2 separate regions of the Homo sapiens genome follow, and region 2 is linked to region 1. Evidence: chromatin contacts called from ENCODE Hi-C or POLR2A ChIA-PET data. All regions are on one chromosome and are shown on one strand. The core of a region is the stretch at or near the end of the contact, and the rest is flanking DNA. Distances in the headings are between cores, read along the strand shown.

Region 1 (6,287 bases), core at 2,406-4,905:
AGATGAAAAGGATGGAAAAAAAAATACCTGCCCCATATCCCTACTCACATTTTTTTTCCTTCAGGACAGACAAGAGTGAATATAGGTAAACCAAACCCTATTGAGAGTCTACCTGTTATCTACGTGTTTAGGGAATGAGGAAAAGAGATACAAGATGCGATGGAGGCTTAAATTATCCAAATCATTAACTGTAAGTTATTTCTTAAACTGCAGCCCTTGGATCAGCTGCATTAGAATCCCATGGGGGAGCTGGTTAAAATGCATATTCCTGGGCCCTCATTCCAGACTTGCAAAATCAGAATTTCTAGGGGTAGATACAAAGAGTCTGTATTTACCGGACTCTCCAGATGAGTGATATGGATGCTCATTAAAGTGGGAGAGCCTCTGCCAGGAGTGGAGCAGAAGAAGGTACCTCTCTTAGGATCTTTGCTAAAACCTGAGTGTTAAGATGTTTATGCTAACTCTACCTTGCCTGTCCCATTCACCCTCCTCCTCCCTTTCTGAAGGGAGAATCTTCAGGGCACTTACCTGGTCTGATGGGGCTCTGCATACAGTTCGGAGATGGGATGCCAGGGTGAAGGGGTGCAGAGGCCCGGCTGCTGAGGTCCATGACCGAGGGGGCAGCCGAGGAAGCTGGCTGCAGCCCAGGAGGGTGAGGGCTGTGGTCATGCTGAGATGGGCTGGGGGGAATGCCATTTTCTGACAAAAACTCCTCCAGGTCCATGTATTCCAACTGGAAAGTATCTCCGTCATAGGGAAGGGTTTTGTCCCATAAGGTAGGCCCCAGGAATGCCGACTGGGGGACCGTCGGGCTGTTACTCTCATCATCCAGCTTCTTTTCCTTGTCTTTATCTTTACTAAATGCTGCAGAAGAAGGGAAAGCTGGACTTAAAAAAAAAGAAAGAAAAGAAAAACAATACCGCTCTTTTATCACTTTTCCTGGCCTGTTATAAGACTATTTCTCACGAATGGCAGGGTCCTTCTCTGGCTGCTGTCTTTTGTAGATCTAGAGTTAAAAGTTCAGGCAGGACGTGGATCTCTGCCTGTTTTTCAACATCTTCCTATTTACTTTGGAAAGAAGGCACTAGTCCTTGGGGCAGGGCTACAGGCTGATCTAGGATAAAAACCAGAGAACAGTCTCAGCACATTATTTGAGAAGAGTAATAACTTAAACCTAAAATAGGAATATAACATCTGTGATTATATACAACTGCTGTCATTTTTAAGAAAACAACAGCCAATAACCAGGCTTGAATTATCTTCCAGGAATTCATCACAGCAGCAATAGGAGGTCATTCAGACTTACAAAGCCAGTGAGTTAGTGGTCTTAATTTTGGTAAAGCAGGGACCTTCCACCCTTCTTTAACATCATGTTTAGAGTACCTACTGGATACCTGGTTCTTTCCATATATTATCTCAAAAATCTCACAATAAACTTGCAAAATAACAATTACCTCCATTTACAACAAAGACTCGGAGGCTCTGAGACTTGAGGGAACTTGACCAATGCCTCATGTTGGCAGAGAATGAGAACTTTCTGAGCTCACATGTGTTTGCTTCTAAAGCCACTGGGGCACACTGATTTTTACAAAAGGAGTTTAAAAAAATACAAAGTGTTTTCTTCCTTCTCTTCTCCAAACATTTGAGTATGATCCAATTTACAAAGAGTATGCATTTACAAAACCTTTCAAAAGCAGAGCTATTGGAAAAGGTGAGTTATTCTATACATTTATGTTGGAAGTATGCAGCTATTTGCTACCTGGAAGTACTGCTCGCCCATTAGGTCTTTAACAAGCATTCCGGATCTTGCCAATTCTAGTATTCAGTCGTGGGTGGAATCTGGGATTAAGGAATTTGCTTCTGAGTTTCATCTTCAGAGAAACACAGCCTCCACTGCCATCCATTCTAACCCTCTACCATCTCATCTGAAAATCTGACTTAAAACACCCACAGATGCAAAAGCCTGCAGGCAGCCCCTTCCTCCCAAATGCTCTTCCTTAAAGGATAGTTAGGGAGGGGTCCCTGGCTATCATCTGCAGATTGCAAACTCTTGCAATGCAACAGGTTGTCCTCTCCTAGAAAAGAAGGTGCAAGTACTCCCAAGCTATTTGTAGCCAAATAACCTTTCAGAACTTTACACTGTGAGCCGCACGGTTCGCATTTGCTACTGTGATACCGAAGGCATGAAATCGCATCAACCCAAATCCGTGGCATCACTTAGCCGGGTTTGGGGCCTCATCACACGTACCCCTCCTCTACTGCTAAGGCCAAGGTTGTCTTGGGAAGGTTTGGGACTTACCAAGAAAGGGCTCAAGCCAGAGGAGGCTCCTGCGCGGTTACACGTGAGCCTGCTCCGCTCTCCCCTCCCACCAGAAAAAGTGCACCGGGAAAGTGTCAACGCTGGAGGCGTGCACGGCTTCCCGCCGAGAGACCACTCCCCCCACCGGCCCCAGCCCCCACCCCGCTTTCTCAGCTACCCTTCACCAGAAGAAAACGAGTCTTCTCTCACACCTCGTGAGTTCCAAATACTAACCAGTAACAGAAGCTGTAACACAACCCCAAAACCCAGGCTACGCAGTGAAACCCCCTCCCTCAAGCCGACCCCCGCCCCCTGCCCCGCACAGAACCAGGCCCCAGGGTTTCTCCTCCCCAGCCCGGGAGGCTCTGCCCTCCGCAGGCGGGCTCGCTCTGCGTGCGGGTGTGCCTCGTTCTAGGGAACGATCCTGACCTGTCAAGTTACACCTCCCACCCGCGCCGCAGGAGCGGGACCCAGGGAGGCCGGGTGCCCGAAGCTCTTTTAAATGTAGCTCAGGAGGGGTCCCTCCCCTTTCATGGAGGAGGAGGAAGGGGAGGAAGGGTGCTGGGTGAGCTCCTCAATTTCATCAGCGCGGGGCCGGGGCGCCGCGGGACAGGGCGGGAGCGGGGTTGGGGGATGCTCCAGCGGGCGTGCCCGGCCGCGGAGGGGGACCCCCGGAGCGTCGTCCCTTCCCGGAGCGGGGCCGCGGCAGCGCTCACCGTCTTCGTGGTGAAGGGGGAGCTTCAGCGGGTTCTCCAGCAGGGACCTGAGCACGCCGTAGGGAGGCGGGATAAAGGTGGGATTCAGGGGGAGCGGTCGGGACATTTTCTCCATCGCGATGCACTCAAATTTTTTCCCCTTAAAAAAAGAAATAAGAAAGAAACAACCGCCCCCTAAAATGTTGCTGAGCTTTTCCTCCGTCCTTTGCCAAAAGTACTCGCTCTCAAGGCGGTGGAGAAAAGGGAAGAAAAAAATTACTTATATCTTTATAAATACATCTGCATAAAAATATATATTAAAAAAAAACTTTCGGGTTTCCAGTGCAGACGGTCCCAGGAGAGCGCGCCAAGTGCCCGCGGGCTCCCCGGCGACGTGCAGGATGCTCTCACCTGCCTCGAACCCCTCGTTTTGCAAAATGTTCAAAATTGAAAAAAAGAAAGAAAAAAAAATGTCGACGGCTGCAGAAGGGCAGAAGACACCGCGCCGACCCCAGCCCCTAGTGCCAGCACCGGAGGCGGTGCGCCGTCCCACCCCACCCCCCTCCCCGCGCCGGCGGCCGCTGCTCCCCAGCGCTCCGCGGCCCCGCAGCGCCGGGCTCAGCGCATCCGGCCGCCCATGTGCCGCGGCCCTGACAAGAGTGACGTCAGGGCCCGCACCTCGCGCCCATAGGCGTGCGGGGGCGGGGCCACGCGCGGCACCGCCCGCCTGGCCCGCTCGCCCCGCCGCCGCGTGTTTAGCGTCGCCGCTCGCGCCGATTTTCGGGGACCTTGCAGCACTGGCTGGTTGCAGGGGAGCAGGTGCCAGATTCCCTGGGCCATCAACTTAGGCTTAGATTTTTTTTTTTTTTTTTGGTCTGGGTGGGAAGAGGAATGAGAAATTTATATCCATAGTTTTCAAGCTGGGAATAACCTGAGGAGTTTTAAAAAAATCGCGATACCCAGGCCGCATCCCAGATCAATTAGATCAGAACCTCTGCGGTGCTATCAGGGCGTCCATAATTTTTAAAGCTCCCCAGGTGGTTCCAAAGAGTAGCCAAGTTTGAGATGATTGGTTTAGATCGGATGGAAGGTAACGACCCTTCTCAATATTTCTCCTGGCCCCGGCCAAGCTTAGCGTCTTCTTTCTTGCCCAGTTTCCACCACCACCAAAAAATAACTACTTCCTATAAGTCCGAATGGGATGCAAAAAGCAGAGCGGGAAGCGGAGGACTGAGCTGCTGGGCACTGTTTCCCACGCTGCAGAGAGGTGTTAACGGTGGGGGGAGAGGGGGGGTAGACATTTGCCTGAAACGGAAAGAGGCGGGAGAGACACAGACACACTGAACGGGATTTTAGGAATATTTACTCTGGGTGAATACAGGTGATTGCGCTTGGGTCAAGTTATTAGGTTTGCACGGTGATTAAAATAATTTTGTAAAGTATCCCCTAAGGGGGCTTCGGCTTTCCTTGCTGTTACAGCAGCTGCAGCGTCTCCCTCTGCCAGTTTGACCTCGTGGCACCCACGGTCCCCGAGATCTGCGTGCGACCCCCTGTGTGATAACTCCCTTCCCGCCTGGGGTGGTGCGGGCGCTGGCGTGCAGCCGCGACGCCCCCTGCAGAGCTCCGCGGGGGGCCAGGCAGGTTCTTCCCCTCCCTCCTTACCTCTCCTTACTAAGACCCTAGTCTTCGATCTGGGGAAGGGGCTGCAAGAACGAATGGGCACAAATGAAAGAAAACCGTTTTTCAGTGGGACGTAAAGGCCTTTGTGACCCCAGGCTGAGTCGCTGGGGAAGGATGTGGTGGTGTCTTGATGGGGTTTACTTCCCCAGGAGAGGGTTGTAAGAGAGGAGGCGCCTGAAACCCCAGAGATCAGGAGCGGCGGCGCAGCGGGGTTCAGAGTTCCCTGGCAGGGTGATTCCGGCAAGTGCCTTTCTGCCCTGAGCTGTAGGTTCTTCATAAAAGGACACGTAATCTAGTGACCTCTACTTCCTCACTCTAAAATTATGGCAAAAGGGTAAGGCAACATTCTAAGTGAGATGTTGTTGCAGTGTTTCAGGTTTCAGACGAATTCCAGAAACAGCAAACTTTTAGTTAATGCCACATGCATTTATTGAGCACCACGGTATGTATGCCAGCGACTATGCGGGGGCTAGTGAAAAAAGATGAATAAAACATAATTTTAACCTTCAAGAACTCATCGTTTAGGGTTTGGCATATAAGCAAATAATATAAAATAGGCTTAAAAGAACAAAAATGGATAGATGGAGGTGACAGGGGCACTTACATTATTAGGAAAGGGATTCTAGAGAAGGTGCCTGAGCTGGGCGTGGAGGTAATAGTCTCTCGTGAACGGTCTGAATCCATCAATTATATTATATTGTTTTTTTAAAAAATAAAAAAGGGACCTCATCTCCGCTATCCTTTTGGAGACAGAGGCTATTTCCCTGTCTTGAGTTCCTTACATCCCTGTAAGTCCATAAACTGGCAGGACTGAGAGCATCCTCTCAGCCTGGTTAGAAATCTGTTAGATTGCAGATTCCAGGTGCATGAAAGATGCGTTACCTAAGCTTTGTGTAACAGTCCACTGACATTACTCAGCACGCCCAAAGTGCTCCACCTGCTCATGATTCTCCGCATGTCCTCACTTCCCCATGTTTCCAGACATGAAACTCTTACCAGGTCAAGTAATCTGGTTTCCCAGGGTAATCTTCTCCTTACCACCTGACAGAACCAAATACTGTGGCTTGGAAATTGCATTTCTCATTGCAAGTGGATAAACTGGCGTTCTGGTTGATCAAGCAGTTTCTTGGGAATTTGGTTCATTTAATTTAATTTCCCTGAGCCTGATCAACATGTCACGGACCAGATTGAGGACCAGCCCCTTAGACCATGGTGACTCCCTCTCACTTCTCTCCATCCTTCTCTAACTTCAAAGGTATTTCTTAGAGCCTCAAAAATTATAAGCATTGGCTAATCTTCAATCTAGCCCCATTCCTTAACAAGATAAATGAAATTGGTACATCTTTTCTACTCTGGCCATTTGTAAATGTTATTTTCTTTTATTTTTTTAACAAACCATGAACATCTTTCTTTCTCTTTCTCTCTCTCTCTTCCCCAGAAGCAGTTGTGGATGGCTGCTCAAGAGGAAGGAGAGGGATAGAAGAAACCAAAGGTTATATTGGTTGGGTAGTAAGACCCTCTGAATTCCACAGGTTAATTCTCAAATGGACATATCCCTAATGAGCACTAACCCCAATCTGCACATATGCCCAGAGATAACTGCCGCTCACAAG
Region 2 (5,536 bases), core at 21-2,520, 310 kb before region 1:
AGTGTCCATTATACCTCTCTGTATGCTTTTGTGTACCCATAGCTTAGCTCCCACTTAGAAGTCAGAATATATATTTGGTTTTCCATTTCTGAGTTACTTCACTTAGAATGATAGCCTCTAACTCCATCCAAGTTGCTGCAAAAGACATCATTTTGTTTATTTTTTATGGCTGAGTAGTATTCCATGGTGTATATATAACACATTTTCATTATCCACTTATCAATTGATGGTCCATTATCTTTGCAATTGTGAATTGTGCTGCCATAAACATATACATGCAGGTGTCTTTTCAATATCACTACTTCTTTTCCTTTGGGTAGATACCCAGTAGTAGGACTGCTGGATTGAATGGTAGATTTACTTTTAGTTCTTTGAGAAATAGCCATAATGCTTTTCATAGAGGGCTGTGCTAATGATGGCGCCTGCAGCCCATCTGGGGCAGCCGCTGCCATTACGCTGGCTGCAACAGCGAAGCTCAGCCAGGGCTGCACACTCCGTGGAGCTGGCAACAAGTGGGAATCACAACACTTCCGAGCTGATGGGGAGGGAATTCCCCAGGTGCAGCCACAACAGCCCAAGTCATGGCTGCAGACTCGGGCCTCCCACTCCACAGAGCAGGAAGGAGCCCCACCCCCTCGGGCACAGCTGCAGCCACCAAACCCAGACTGCACAGTCGGGCATCTCTGCACTGTCGGGGCATGGGAAGGCCTCCCCTGAGAGGAGGAGAATCTCTTGAACCCGGAGGCGGAGGTTGCTGTGGGTCAAGATCGCGCCACTGCGCTCCTGCCTGGGCAACAAAGGCGAAACTCCGTCTCAAAAAAAAAAAAAAAATTTTTGAAGTAGGGACTATTATTATTCCTATTTTACAGATAATGAAACTGAAGTCTTCAAGGAGATTATATAATTTGCCTATGTTTACACAGCTACCACGTAGAAAATGTGGGATGCTACGCAGTCTAACAGCTTTCATTTTCAACCGCATGTGATACTGATTCCTGCTGTGAAAGAAAGAATGGTAATTTCTTGGAGTTACAGTTCAGGGAACTATAACAGTGGGCCCTGACACAGTATGGTGCGGGGAGAGGGTCCAAGAAGGCTTTTCCTGAGGAAATGAGGTTTCAGCAGAGAAATGAAGGGGAAAAAAGGAGTTAACTAGGCATGTGGAAGTTGGAGGAGCTTTGTATGTAGAGGAAACCGCATGCAGGGCGGGCCTGGGTTGGAAAGCAGCATTATGCTCTTGAAGAAGTGAAAGTTCATTCCACGGGCTGTTGTTCACTTCATGGTGGCGAGGCTGGAAGTGATGATGACTGTGTGTGCCATGGGGAGAGAAATGAACTGATGTGGGTCAGTGCATTTCTGCTCTGACTACCCGGGGGCCCATCACTACAGCAGTGGCCTTATTTTTCCTATTAAGTCTCTTTCAGTTTGAGTTCAAGATCACTAGCATATTATCCTTTTCTCAGCCCTGTGTCTGCCTTCTCATTAGTATTTGGATGAAGATGAAACTCCTTAAAATCCCTCCGAGTGCTGCGTGGGCTGGAGGCTTCTGCTCTCCGCTGTCCTTTTCACCCTGCTCCCTCCTACTCTCTGTGCTCCCAGCTTCTCACTACGCTGAATATTTTTTTTCAGTCCTTTATGCTCCTTTTGTCTCCTTTTGTCTGAGTGATTGTCCTTTCCCTCTTTGCTTGTTCATGTATTCAAAAATTATTTTCTAGCACCTGCTATGTGTTAGGCACTGTTGTAGGCACTGGAGTTACAACTAAAATTCAAGACATGTATGGAGGGGTTGGGTTGGGAAGGGCAGACAGAGAAAAAAGAGGAAGTAAACAAGAAGAAATAGCAGCTCATGATGACATCATGCAGAGAATTAAAGTCAAAAGATCTGATGGAGAGAAACTAGGTGTAGGTTGGATTGGGTGGTTAGGGAAGACCTTTCTAAAGATGTAATATTTAAGCTTGAGATCTGGATAACGAAAGGAGACAGACAGACAAAAGTAACAAGGAAAAATATGTCAGAAAGAGAGAACTACAAGCTCAAAGGCCATTAGCTGGGAATAAGCATGGAATGTTTGAAGAACTGAAAGAAGGATTGTGTGACCAGAGTGGAGTTAGGGGTGGGGCTCGGGGTGGGAGTGGAAATAGTAACAGTTGAGTCAAAAGTTATGAATGTCGGGTGTCGTAGGGCTGTGTGAGTCAGTGGGAGGAGTTTAGATTTTATTCCAGTTACCACTGGAGGGATTTTAGAAGAGCGACAGGATAGGATTTACCTTTTAGCTGAGATTTACCTTTTGGCTGCTAAGTGGAGAATGAAGTCTTGGTGGAAACACTGAAATAGTTCACGAGAGAGGGGATGTTGATGTCTTGGCCCTGGGTAGTGGTGTGAAAGTGGTGGATTTTGCATACTATAAGGGAGGAGCAGGCAGTGTTAACTGACAAACTGCTTTGGGGTAGGGGGAGTGAGGGAAAGAGGAAAATCGGAAAGAATTCCTAAACCTTTGTTTTGATCAATTGGAGGGACGGTGGTGCCACTTACTAAAACAGAAAGGCTATGAGAAGGGTTGATGTTTGGTGTGAGCAGGACTGAGAATTCTGCTTTGAACATGCCAAGGTGAGATGCCTGTGTGCCATCCAAGTGAACTCTCAGGTCTGAAGTTTTGAGGAGAGAAAGGACTAAATGTGTACGTGTGAGAGAAATCGTCACATACATGGTGCTCAAAGCCATGGAGAGATGTGTGGGTAGGGAAGAAATGAGGGCCCATCTGGTTCACTGCTGCCCAGTGTTCCCCAGTGTTTCCCCCTCTGGTGTCTCCTTCCTCACTGGTGCCTTCCTGATCCCCTGCTTAGAAAAATCCCTGTTGTAAACACTTATAACCATTGTGTACCCTCCTTCACAACTCTCAACACAGTTGAAATCTCCATGTATTTGCGTAATCAGTAATGCAATGATAATGTGACTAGGTGATAGATCCGTGAGCGTAGAGACTCTGCTTTTGTTCATCATGTGAAGAAAGATCACCCAAAACTTAGAAATAAGGAAAGAAGGATGACTGCGTGTTCTGTCCATGTCATAGAGCATTGGGTAATAAGCCTGTCCATGGGTCAACTGGTTTTCATTTGATGTACTTTTTACCTTAATAAAGGGCCAGACTCTGTAAAGTTAAGGTTGAACTTGTAGGAAACTGATAATATGTAAATGATTTTTGTCTAGTAGACAGAATTATTACCCCCAAAGTTATGATTTTACTATACTGTAGAAATTGACTGTTTTTTAATCCAATTTAGAAATCTTATTCCAGCACTTTTTTGGTTAAACTGACTCTCTTCTTCTATCTCTCTCTCCTTTTCTACATGTACATATGTATTCATATATGTATATATAGCATATATTTTTTTTACCCCATATCTTTCTTTGAATCGGCTTGATTATCTTGATGAATCCCTCATGAATGACTCAAATACAACTTTGACATTTGCTCTCTGTGTTTTTCATGAGAATTATGTTTTTAACATTTTGAAAATTGTACACTGACAGGTATTCTCATGGTCTCCCAGCATTTTACACAGTAAAGCCCCTGATGCAGAGTCTATACTCAATACCTATTTCCTAAATGAAAGAATAAACTGGCCTAGGACCTAATGAATATAACTAAGGTTTATGAGGCCAACTCTTATCTCTACTAAGTGTTTGGAAAAATACATGGTAATAAGGCTCTGAGAAAGGGCCCATGCAGGTCACCCATCAAGTACCTCTGCAATGTCTAACTCCTCCAAGAGTGATTATCCTTGTCAAGGCAACAATCTTCAGAGGGCACTGCTTAGCTTAGCAACAGAATCTTCAATATAATTTTTTATAATGCCTATTGCAAACAAGTGACCCAGGTATGGATTTGATCTGGGACTCCTTAAAGACCACAAAATTATTAGTTAAGAATGACTTAATCCACAATATGGGAGAAACAACATTCACTTTACTAAGTTGTTAACCTAAGCATAAATCTATACATATGATATAAAAGAAATATATAGTGTTCCAGTATTAAATTTCATTTCCTCGTTTTTAAGAAATTAGTGAATTCTTATTCAGGTGTAGCTCAGGGCAAAACGTCTGTCTTGGTATGTCCTAGAGTCTCTTTTTTCTCTCCTCTTTCCTTTTCCCTCTCATCTCTCTCACCTTGTTCATGTTTTGAATATTCTCCCCTCTTTCCTTTCCCCTCTCATCTCTCTCACCTTGTTCATGTTTTTAATAGTCCATTGATCCCATTCTTTGTTTTAATTATTGATCCATATATTACTTGTTGTCTTAATATATACGGATCCATATATTACTTATTGTTTTAATATATGGATCCATATATTACTATTGCTTTTTTTTCTTTTTTTGAGAGTGAGTCTCGCTCTGTCGCCCAGGCCGGAGCACGATCTCGGCTCACTGCAACCTCCGCCTCCCGGGTTCAAGCAATTCTCTGCCTCAGCCTCCTGAGTAGCTGGGATTACAAGCACCCACCACCACACCTGGCTAATTTTTGTATTTTGAGTAGAGATGGGGTTACACCATCCTGGTCAAGCTGGTCTTGAACTCCTGACCTCGTGATCCACCCACCTCAGCTTCCTAAAGTGCTGGGATTAAAGGCGTGAGCCACTGTGCCTGGCCACTATTACTTTATTCTATCAGTGGCTTTATATAAAATGCAGAAAATTCTTTATCTATTTGCAACTGCTGAAAGTACTGAATTTAAGTGTATCAACATCATTTCTGTAGTTTCAACCGCTAAGCTGTTGCTAAAAGTCTGAAATTCTAAAGGAAGAGTTCACCTTCAAATAGCAGAACACAAGCTGCAGCTGTTGCTTATTTCTCTCTCTTTTTAAACAACTGGAAGAACTACCTCCTCTAATTTTCATTTTGTATTCACTACTTCTACTTGTCATTCGTAAATCACTTCAGAAACAACGTGTCCTAGTGTTGCCTCTCTGCTACACCTGCTCCTCCTCTTGCCCTTCTCTGTTCTGTACTGTAGAAAGAAGAGGTTGTTGGTTACCTCCATGGCTTTTGTTGACAGAGAGTGACATTCAGGTGAGTTCAGCTTGAAAATGCATCTCTCATTGCTTAAAGATGTGAACTCTTACAGAAAATTCATTTTCTATACCTTCTAGTGATAGCGGTTCAGGGACTTGGTATTTAATCATCTATGCTCATGTGAGATGCCCTTAGTCATGGTCATTCATTTGATTGTGTGGGAGCCTTTTTCATTTATCTCAGAATCTTTGGCTGTTTTATCAGCTCATTTACCTCTGTGCAGCTGAAGCAGTATGTTATATATTTCTGGATGATACGGCATAAGGGCATGGACAAGAGGAAAGTTGCCTAGAGAGGATAAGTTAATAAACTGGGTTGTAAATGAAGATGGTATAAGAAGGAATGTTGGTGCAGAAGAATAAGGAGCATTTAAAAAAATTATAGTCTAGGCAAAGATGCAAGGACAACATGTCTATTCTTCATTGGTTCAACACATATGGATTGACCACTTCCTACAAGTTT

Evidence for each region. A loop is a pair of places that touch in the nucleus more often than their neighbours do. ChIA-PET counts read pairs that join two places held with the same protein, here RNA polymerase II (POLR2A). Pooled maps may share reads with other maps.
Region 2: a loop to region 1 is called in a pooled map, with 6 times the contacts of the local background. The contact joins the enhancer-like site here to the promoter of HLF in region 1. A Hi-C loop is called at or near these places in 1 of 37 single-sample maps with no recorded cell type and 4 of 50 pooled maps. POLR2A ChIA-PET finds 5 or more read pairs at or near these places in 1 of 52 experiments (activated T-cell).

The regions. Positions count from the first base shown.
Region 1 is chr17:55,262,328-55,268,614 of GRCh38, reverse strand. It overlaps HLF (HLF transcription factor, PAR bZIP family member), which reads right to left and starts at 3,655. Exons shown (of 4, transcript NM_002126.5): 1 at 3,016-3,655; 2 at 529-864. The coding sequence starts at 3,130. RefSeq lists a silencer at 3,532-3,851.
Region 2 is chr17:55,572,930-55,578,465 of GRCh38, reverse strand. No RefSeq gene overlaps it. Among named protein-coding and RNA genes, the nearest start is that of SMIM36, 64 kb to the right of the region's middle. RefSeq lists enhancers at 1,504-1,573, 1,253-2,452. Within about 2 kb of position 1,270, at least 29 of the 41 ENCODE cell types and tissues checked have a DNase peak (open chromatin) inside an H3K27ac peak, as active enhancers do.